Linked DNA regions of Homo sapiens: region 1 is linked to region 2. A link is a loop called in an ENCODE intact Hi-C map of the cell type or tissue named here. Cell type or tissue: ascending aorta. All regions are shown on one strand. Region 1 overlaps VAT1L (vesicle amine transport 1 like). Region 2 overlaps VAT1L (vesicle amine transport 1 like).

Region 1 (5,000 bases), 65 kb before region 2:
CTTAGGATCCATTAGACTTAAATATTACCTAACTAAAAGTTCAGTTCCTTAGTCACACTAGTTACATTTCAAGTGTTCAATACCACATGTGGCCAAGTGGCTACCATATTGGAGAGCAGCAAGGACAGAACATTTCCATCATTCCAGAAAGTTCTATTGGACATGTCTATTCAAGTCTTCACCTCCTTTTTTGTTCCTATTGAAACAACCATTTTACTAGACATTCTTTTTTTTTTTTTTTTTTTTGAGATGGAGTCTTGCTCTGTTGCCCAGGCTGGAGTGCAATGGTGCGATCTCGGCTCACTGCAAGCTCCACCTCCTGGGTTCAGGCCATTCTCCTGCCTCAGTCTCCAGAGTAGCTGGGACTACAGGCGCCCTCCACCACGCCCGGCTAATTTTTTGTATTTTTAGTAGAGACGGGGTTTCACTGTGTTAGCCAGGATGGTCTCGATTTCCTGACCTCGTGATCCGCCTGCCCGGGCCTCCCAAAGAGCTGGGATTACAGGCGTGAACCACCATGCCTGGCTACACATTCTTTTTATCAGCAGTAATGTCTTAGGAAATAGCTGTCACGTTGTAGGAAAAATGGACTATTTCTCCATTGAGACCCTGTCCATCTTTGGCTCCGATGAGAAATCAAACCATCATTACTCTATCTTCTCCCCTCTGTGGAGAGGTGAGATGGGGCTGGAGAGGCTGAGAGAACAGGAACAAGGGGCACGCCCATTCAGTGATACTTTCTGTGAGAAGAACCTGATCCCAGTGACGTGATTTAAGAACTACCCTCTCTGTGCTAGCTGTGACTCTTGTACAGCCTCCTCTTATGGAACTGTCATGCCGTGTAGTCATTCTTTTGTTGATCTCTGAGTCCTGGAAGGCAGAGATGTCATTGTCACTGTTGTGACATTAGTGCCTAGCCAAGCCCCAAAACACAGAGGGGTCTGTTGAATTTCAATTGGATGACATTAAATGTTCTATGCAACCAGTCACTGCCGAACACCTGTTTGAAGTGAATGCCTTGGTCAACATCAAACATGGAGCATAAAGATGTTAACCTTTACAGGAACCTTAGGAATAAATACCTCCTGCTGTGTCCCGAGGAGGGGCTGAGAGTAAATAACTCCAGGTCTCAAAGTCAAAAGAGTTAGTCTCAGCATCTAGGAGTGCTTGTTTTGGACCCTTTCGGACCTGGCTTTTCTGTTTCTGCTGAAAACTGGCTCTAGACATTTAGATTCTCAATATGTCTCCTGGCTGTTTTGTTCTGTGTTGGAAATACTACTGAGGTGTGTTTTGAATACTAATTTGGGCATATGATCTGAATGTATTTCTTTTCCCAGACACGGTAGAAACAAAGAACTTGTACAACTGTATCCCAAGCTATATTACCCTCATCATCACTGCCAAGTCACTTCCTCCCTCCTCTCTGTCCTTATTTCAGCCATGCTGGCCATCATGATGAGTTTGTCCCTGGGATTCTACGCTTTCCCCTCTCCTTCCCCTTCCATCTTTTTTCCTCTCTCTCCTCATGAGTTGGCATCTTGTGCTCCTGCTACAATGAGCTTCCTTCTTGAGGCTGGAAAAGGCGGTGGTCTTTAGCTCCAGCAGCCATGTACAAATTTAGCAAGTCCCACTGCAAAGAGAACTTTTTTCTCCCAGTTTCCTCCCAGCATATGTTATGGACAAAGGGATCTCAGTGGGGCAGTGACAGCACTACTAATGTAAAGTGGTAGATTATGAATAAAATCAGATGGGTCGGAAAACTCCGTATGTCTCCCGTGGCTGCAGTGGCTTGCTTATCTTAAAATAGTGGTTAGAGAGGGTGGACAGGGTTATGTGGAACTGGTCACCAAGGGGACCAGTGTCAAGAGCCATGAGCCAGCAGTGTGGGAAGGGAGTCTGAGCATCCCAGCATACCCTTTCCAGCCTCTGATTGAACACAGGTGGATTCTTCAGGTGAATCCTAAGACCTCTCTGAGACAATTCTGGCTGTTCTCAAATAAGAGCTGCCATCTGAGATTTGCATAAACAGTGTCCTTGCTTTGGTCACTGTGAGCTTTTTCTTTCCTAGCAAATTTGTGTCAGTCTGTTCCCACAGTCTTGAGATAACAAAACTGGCACTTGAGCAAATCAAAAAAGAAAAAAGATTTATGCCCAAGATTTTCTGAGATCAATGCCTATTTTCCTAAGCATTTTCAAGTTTTCAGTTGAGATTAAGAAACAAAAACAAAAGCTTCAGTTCTGGGGCAATGAGAAAATTAATCAAACATCTGCTTCTTTGACCCCGCATGGATTGGGAGTTAAGTGCTTTGATGAACATATTATCAGCAAGACGAGAGCAGAATAAGCAAAGAGCACACCTTCCCTTACTGCGTCTGCTTGGCACAAAGCCTCGCACGAGGTCTGCTTGCTTCTGCCCGGAGCTGGCAAAGGCTGCCACAAATGCAGGACTGGTTAAAGTTCCGAGGCAGAGGGCTGGTAAAGCTTTCTATTGAGAATTTGATGGTGCTTTCCCTGATGCCTGCCTCTCCGCCAGTGTCGTGATCTCCGACTTCCCACAGACACATAGAAAGCCCTGAAGTGTGATTTTTCATAGATTTTCCCCAAGCAGTTTACCAATCCTGCATGTATTTATCTGCTTGTTACTTTTTGTGTTATTTTTTCCTTAGTCTCTGCCTTTTTTTTTTTTTTTGAGATGGAGTCTTGCCCTGTGGCCCAGGCTGGAGAGCAATGGTGAGATCTCAGATCACTGCAACCACCACCTCCAGGGTTCAAGCAATTCTCCTGCCTCAGCCTCCTGAGCAGCTGGGATTACAGGCGCCTGCCACCATGCCCAGCAAATTTTTATATTTTTAGTAGAGTCAGGGTTTCACCATGTTGGTCAAGCTGGTCTTGAACTCCTGACATCAGGTGATCTGCCTGCCTTGGCCTCCCAAAGTGCTGGGATTACAGGCCTGAGCCACAGCACCCAGCCTCTGCCCCCTTTTTAAATTCCTCGATCTCTTTCTTTTTCTTTCTATTTATTTATTTACTTATTTTGAGATGGACTCTCGCTCTGTCACCCAGGCTGGAGTGCAGTGGCAAGATCTCGGCTCATTGCAAGCTCCGCCTCCCGGGTTGAAGCCATTCTCCTGCCTCAGCCTCCCAAGCAGCTGAGACTACAGGTGCCCACCACCACGCCCGGCCAAGTTTTTTGTATTTTTAGTAGAGACAGGTTTCACCATGTTAGCCAGCATGGTCTCGATTTCCTGACCTCGTGATCTGCCCACCTCGGCCTCCCAAAGTGTTGGGATTACAGGCGTGAGCCACCACGCCCGGCCAAGTTTTTTGTATTTTTAGTAGAGACAGGTTTCACCATGTTAGCCAGCATGGTCTCGATTTCCTGACCTCGTGATCTGCCCGCCTCGGCCTCCCAAAGTGTTGGGATTACAGGCGTGAGCCACCGCGCCCAGGCTGATCTCTTTATTTTTCTAATCTTCACTTCCTTTTTTTCTATGGGAACAACTGTTTTTACTAAACATTACTTTTATCATATCTTTTATGATATGATAACATATCATAAAACATAAGAACTTTATTTTAACATATCTTAGGAAACAGCTGTCATATCATAGCAAAAATGGACTGTTTCTCCATGGGAATGCTGGTCCTTGGTGGCTCCAGGGAGAAATCAAGACATGGCCACTCTGTGCTGTCTTCTCCCTTCCATGGAAAGCTGGGGTGAGGCCAGAGAGGCTGAGAGAATGGGAGCAAGAGGCACGCCCATTCCTAAGGGATACTTTCTGTGAGAAGCACCTGATCCCAGCAGGTTCTTTCCCCTCCCTCTCATTCTTTCAGGTTTTTATTTAAAGGTCTCATTCTCTTTCCTGCCTTTGCACCATTTGTTATAAGAACCACCAGATCTTTCCTCCTCAGGAACTGCCGTGCAAAGGAGCCTCATAAAAATTCACCATCAGTGACAGCTGCTCTGTGACCACAGGGGAATAAACCCTGAAAGGAGAGATCACACTACTCTTCTTGTAGTGGGAGCTAGTGTGCACCACCCCTAAAGCATCCTTTTAGAATCTCAGTGCTCACTCCCCCAGCTACCAGGAATGATGGCAGCTGACAGCTCACAGCTGGTTTCTCCTGAGGAATTGTTCTCAGCCAAAGAAAGTCTCCTTCCCCAAGCCTGCACCCCCTCCCTGGGGGCAGCCCTCATTCCTGACTGGTTGATGCAGGGGTGCAAAGGCCCAGTCCCCATGTCTTTGTTCAGAATTACTCAAGGAACCATGCTATGTCTGGAACTTTGCAAGGATGAACTGAGACCTCTTTACTGGTATATCAGAGTTCAACTTCTCCCCGTCCCCAGTCCAGCTTCCCTCCTGCCCATCTAGGAGTTGTCTTTTAGAACACTCCCTATCAGACCTCTTGCTGCAAATCTCAGTCTCGGAGTCTGTTTCCCAGGGAACCTGACCTATGGCATTTTCTTTGTGTCATAGTGATGACAGTGATTCGGATAGCAAGCTTATATCTGTTGAGCATTTACTGTGTACGAGGTACTCTGTTTTACATATACTGTCACATGCAATCCACACAACACCCCGTAAGGTGGTTGTGTTACTATCCCATTGTTGAGATGGAAAAACTAAGGCCCAAGGTCAAGCAACCCACTTGAGGAGGAGCCAGAAAGCTAAAGCTAAAGATCTAAACTTAGCTTTGGTGATTGCAGAGGACTGCTTGGAATAATTCTTTGGGGAGAACTTTCTGGAGGTTGATGCTTTGACTTCATGGTTATATTGTACATTAGCATGTGCCATGGTGGCTATATGAGCACTTTGCCTATACTCCAGAACAGGGCTCCCTGGGCCACAGACCAGTACTGGTCTGTGGCCTGTTAGGAAATGGGCCACCAAGCAGGAGGTAATTGGTGGGCAAGGAAGTGAAGCTTCGTCTCTATTTAGAGCCACTACCCGTCACTCGCATTACCACCTGCACTCTGCCTCCTGTCAGATCAGCGGCAG
Region 2 (5,000 bases):
CCTTGTAAACTCATCATAAGCTTAAAATATCATGAGTCAAAAATGTATTTAATACACCTAACCTACTGAATGTCATAGCTTAGCTTAGCCTACCCTAAATTTACATTAGCCTACAGTTGGGCAAAATAAACTAACACAAAGCCTATTTTACAATAAAGTGTTGAAAACCTCGAGTTGTATGCAGTCAGGTATACACAACTCAGGATTCTTAATGCTTACCAAATACTGTACTGAAAGTGAGAAACTGAACAGTTGTATGGGTACATCACAAAGTTGAAAAATTATGAAGTGAGACCATTGTAAATGGAGTACCATCTATATTAGTGAGGCCTACAAACAGACTACGAAGATACAATGGTGAGCAAAACAAGCAAATCCCCATGCAAGACAATGGGGTTGGCAGCTGATAGGGAAGTACAGAGCACTGTGGGGGCACAGGTGAGCAATGCCTAAATGGAAGCCTGAAGAACACATGGGAGCTCTCTTTTGGGTCTTCCACATTGTATGAAGTAAATACTGTGCTTATTTTTCAGAGGGAGGCAAGGCAAGCCTAGTTAAGTAAATATCACACAAATAGACGTGACGGGACTCAGTTCCAGGTGGCTGTAGTGCCAGAGCTTGTGATCTTTCTAGCACCCACACTGACTCTCACAAAGGAAGTGAGGGCGGCTTGCTCCTCAGCCAGGGAGGAAGCCAGATTGCCTGTATTAAAGCATGTGGTTTTGTGAGGTGCTTGGATGGTGCTTGGTTAGATCAGAGCTTCCAACCTCAGCACTGTGGACATTTGGGCTGGGATCATTCTGCTATCGGTGGCGCTGCCTTGTCCATTGCAGATGTTGAGCAGCATCCCTGGTCTCTACCCATTAGATGCCAGTGGCACCCCCCTGCCCTTCAAGTCATGAAAATATGAAACGACTGCAGACCCTGGTGGAGAACAGGGCTAGATTGATGAGACTCTTGAAAGCTCTTAAATGGAGTAAACATTGCATTATGTCAGAAATGTAGAGTTCTTTGCAGATTTGAAGCAGTTAAGCACTGTTCAGAAAGGTGAAACTACAAAAAAAAAATGATCTGGCTGCCATGTACAGGAATGGTGAGAGAAGAGATCTCCAAAATCAGGAGAATGAGTAGCAGAAGGGGGAAGGGAGAGGCAGTGCCTATAGAGATTTTGAAGGAGAACGAGAGAATGACCTATGACTAGGGAAAATACTGCAAGATGAGACCAAGACGTCTTTTCCTTTTTGTTGTTGTTAGACAATGAGGAATGGAGCTGTAATGACTTCCTTTAGACAAGATAAATACAGTGTGAGAGTGAGAACTCCAGGGGCCTGCATAACAGGCCAGGGAAAGTGGGACTGGAGCTCCATTGAGTACAAAGCCACTCCCTTAGGCTGGATGTGGTAGTTCACACCTATAATCCCTGCACTTTAGGAGGCCAAGGCAGGAGGATAGCTTGAGGCCAGGAGTTTGAGACTAACCTGGGCAACATAATGAGACTCCCATCTCTAAAAAACAATTCGCTGGGTGTAGTGGTGTACACCTGTAGTCCCAGCTACTTGGGAGGCTGAGACAGGAGGATCTCTTGAGCCGAGGAGTTTGAGGCTGCAGTGAGCTGTGGGCATGTCACTGCACTGCAGCCTGGGCAACAGAACAAGACCCAGTCTCAATGATTAAAAAAAACCACCCACTTCGAGCATTTTCCAAATGACTGACATGAGCTGGCTCTGGAAGTTAGGAAACTGCGATAAAGCACAATCTCTAGCCAAAGGAGCACAAAGCCCACAGAGGAAGGAATCAAACTCCCGATCGAGGGGGAGCAGCTAATTGTTAAAATGACTTGAATCTTGCTATCTGCTTCACCCGATAGCAGTCATAGGTGAAGCCAAGGAGTATAAGATCAGAAAAGGCAGAGATCAGACCGAACTCCTGCACTTCTAGCACAATGCCTGGCACATAATAGGAGCTTATTTTAAAACTGGTGGAAATTAATAAGAGTCTAATCACCTGGAAAGAATAGGGACCAAGGGATCTAGAAGGCATTCCTGGAGGTAGTATTGCGAAGTACATATGGGAACTACTAATAGTAAACACTTACCAAGAAGCCTACCACACATCAGCACTGGGCTTGGCCCCCTGTGAGAAACCTGTCACGTGCTGGGTGCTGTGCTTGGCACTCTGTAAGAAGCCTACCGTAGAGTAGGCATTGTGTCCAGTCCTCTATAAGAAGCCTATCGCGTACCAGGCACGGTGCTTGGCACCCTGTGCAAAGCCTACTAAATGCCAGGCACTCGGAAATAGTCTCATCCTGTGATGGTTAAAGCTGTGGCACAGATGAGTTCTCAGAAAAAGGGATTCAGAAAGAGAAAACAGAGTGGAGAGCCAAAGACCCAGCTGGAGAGCAAAGTCACCATAAAGAGGAATACTTTTCTTGGCAAGGTCAAAGGGTTTCTCTCTAAGTACCGCCTCTGTTGGAACCTACTGCCACTCAAGAGAAATTCTTCCCTAATCTGTGTGGGCAAGAAGGAAAGAGGCAGCATTCACCATCCAGGGCCCGGGGCTGGGGACACAGGAAGGACAGACATGAAGGTCTTGGAACAGCAACTCTGAAATATCTTACTGCTGAATTTGGCTCATATAATCCCCGAGCTGGGGCTATTTGTGTTTGCTTTTTAAATCCGCAGAGATTTATGGCAGCAGGAAAAAGCACACAGAGGAATTGCTGCATTTGGCCTTCTGCCACACCTTCTTCGCTTTCATGTAATAATCATACATATGCAGGCAGTGGTGAACACCCCCAGAAACCGGAGTCAGGGGGCACAGAAATGATGAAGATGGTCTTTGTTCCTCTGATGAGCCTTCCGGCTCCACTTGTGATTTTCATGATTATTTCATTAAAAGGGCTACTGCAGCGCTTTTCAGTGTGGGTGTAACTGAGGCAGGGTCAGTCCCAAGGCTGCTCATGGGACCAGGAACATTCTAAATAGACCCAACTGAATCCAGTTCAGTACAGTCTTTCTATGGGGTCTGTCATAGAAGGGACTCAACAGAGGTGGAGCACTTTTCAATTTTGAAATTCTTACCCGAAGGAACATTTCTACCCTTGAAAGGAGCAATAGCTGCTGGAATGGTTTGACAGAAAGAGCAAAAGCATCCTCACCCTCAGGTGCTGAGAATGATATCTGCCTCTGCCCAACTTCTCCCCCTCAGAATCCACCTCCCCTACCTCCTCCCACCCTCCACCCCACCACTGACCTTCAAAAGGATGCAATGACAGCAGGAAGGAGAGGATTTGTGGTTCTGTTGACCCCCAGCCATGCATGTGATCCAACTGTAGAAATGCCGAGAGAGAGGCATGGACGGGGGCAGGTGGCCTGAATGTGAAGGAGACCCACAAGTGTCTCCTTCTAGTGTTAAGCCCAAGAAAGCACCCCCCAGCTTTTCTCATCCCTGCTAGGTACCTGCATGGCATAGAAGTGACAGTGGTGGTCGCCTCAGGGTTGGCCGCTACTTACCCTATGAAACCCTAATTCACCTTTGATGCCCTTGCCTGGTTTCTAGATGTGATGGAACAAACTAAGGTCTTCCCACTCTATGCAGTGGGCCCAGGGGTGAGTCACCTGACCCTCACTGAGCCTCATTTTCCTTGTCTATCAAATGGGGATAATGATGGCCCCAGAGTCAGAGGATTGGCATGAGGCATAAATGTAGCCTGGATAACAGAGCAAGACCCAGTCTCAATGATTAAAAACTTACGAACTTCTTAGCATTCTACTTGGGACATAGTAATTGCTCAAGAGTGTGGCACACTCTCTTTGGAAGGTCAAGAGCATCAAGCCTCAGCTCCAGTCATTTCTGGGCTGGTGTCTCCACCCACCCTGAAGGTTGAGTTGGAGAGGTTTTGCGTACTCTTTCTTTTCATGCCCTTTTCCCAACCAAAAGACTTGAAGGTGGGGCATTTTGAAAAATGGTAATCAATCAAAGCTACCATGGACCCAGAGCTTACCATGAACTGGGCTCTGTGTTCCATTTGCATCAGTTCATTCAAGCTTCATAAAGAAAATGTAGGTGTTATCACCATCATCCCCTTCCACAGTTGGGGAAACTGAGGCACAGAGAGGCTAAGTAACTCACCTAAGGTCACACAGCATGTAAGTAGCAGAAATGAATGCTTAACACTGAAATAAAATGTATATTCCTAAGCCCAGTACTGTGTTGCCCTTGAGCCACCCCTCTCCCCTGCGTACCCACCTCCATGTGAGCTGTTGATTGTGATAGCCATTCTTAGGGTCCTTCTACAAGGAGTCAGTGGCCAGGCCTCCTGATTGCCATGGTTGGTGTCCCAAAGCCTTCTCACTGTCCTAGGTCAAGCTATCATACTATTCTCTGAGAAGTGCCTTCCCTTTGTCACCTGGCCAATTTCTGCTCTGAAAACAGACCTGGGGAGAAGTGAGGGAGACAGGAACGCAATTACCCAGCCCATAATGCAAGGTGAAGACCTGACCACCAACCTGAAGCCCACCAACCAAGAGTCCGTGTGGTCCAACTCCCACCTGCCTCTCCAGCCCAACCTCAAAGCAAGCGGCCCTTTGTTTTCATGCTCCAGCCACAGTGGCTGCTTCCCAGTCTTCCTCCCACCATAAGGCCTTTGCACATCCTGTTCCCTCTGGTTCCCTCTGCTGCCAACCCTCAACAGAGGGTCATCTTCCAATGCTCGTAAGTTGCTCTATTGGAGCAGTGATCACTCTGTGTTTGGTTCATTTATAGATGTCTGTCCTTGTACACCATGAGCTCCTGGATGGTGAGGGCAAACTTCTGCCTTCTCTGTGTATTCACAACTCAGCATGCACAGTGCCTAGCATGTAGTAAACACTCAGCAAATGGTTATCCAGTGGCTGGAAATTAAGGGTAAATTTGTGGGACTCTGAACTTGGGTCTTTCCTATAAACTCTCGGGGAAAACCAGCTTGAAAACAGAAATCTTTTGGTCTAGATGTTTGATCT

The links. Hi-C counts contacts between places; a loop is a spot of excess contacts. Peaks named below come from ENCODE experiments on the same cell type or tissue, not always from the same donor. Only the 100,000 strongest peaks of a DNase experiment are listed, where the experiment ranks them.
Region 1: it touches region 2 in a loop (2.1-fold over the local background); 2 of 110 quality-filtered maps call a loop at or near these places.

The regions. Positions count from the first base shown.
Region 1 is chr16:77,803,192-77,808,191 of GRCh38, forward strand. The region is part of intron 1 of VAT1L (vesicle amine transport 1 like); the gene reads left to right. All of the region lies in intron 1 of LOC107984878 (a long non-coding RNA gene), which reads right to left. Among named protein-coding and RNA genes, the nearest start is that of VAT1L, 17 kb to the left of the region's middle. In ascending aorta, no CTCF peak of the experiment used is centred here; a DNase peak (open chromatin) is centred at 2,430; H3K4me3 peaks cover 756 bases; H3K27ac peaks cover 2,866 bases.
Region 2 is chr16:77,868,004-77,873,003 of GRCh38, forward strand. All of the region lies in intron 4 of VAT1L (vesicle amine transport 1 like), which reads left to right. Among named protein-coding and RNA genes, the nearest start is that of VAT1L, 82 kb to the left of the region's middle. In ascending aorta, no CTCF peak of the experiment used is centred here; DNase peaks (open chromatin) are centred at 2,248 and 2,608; H3K4me3 peaks cover 938 bases; H3K27ac peaks cover 4,531 bases.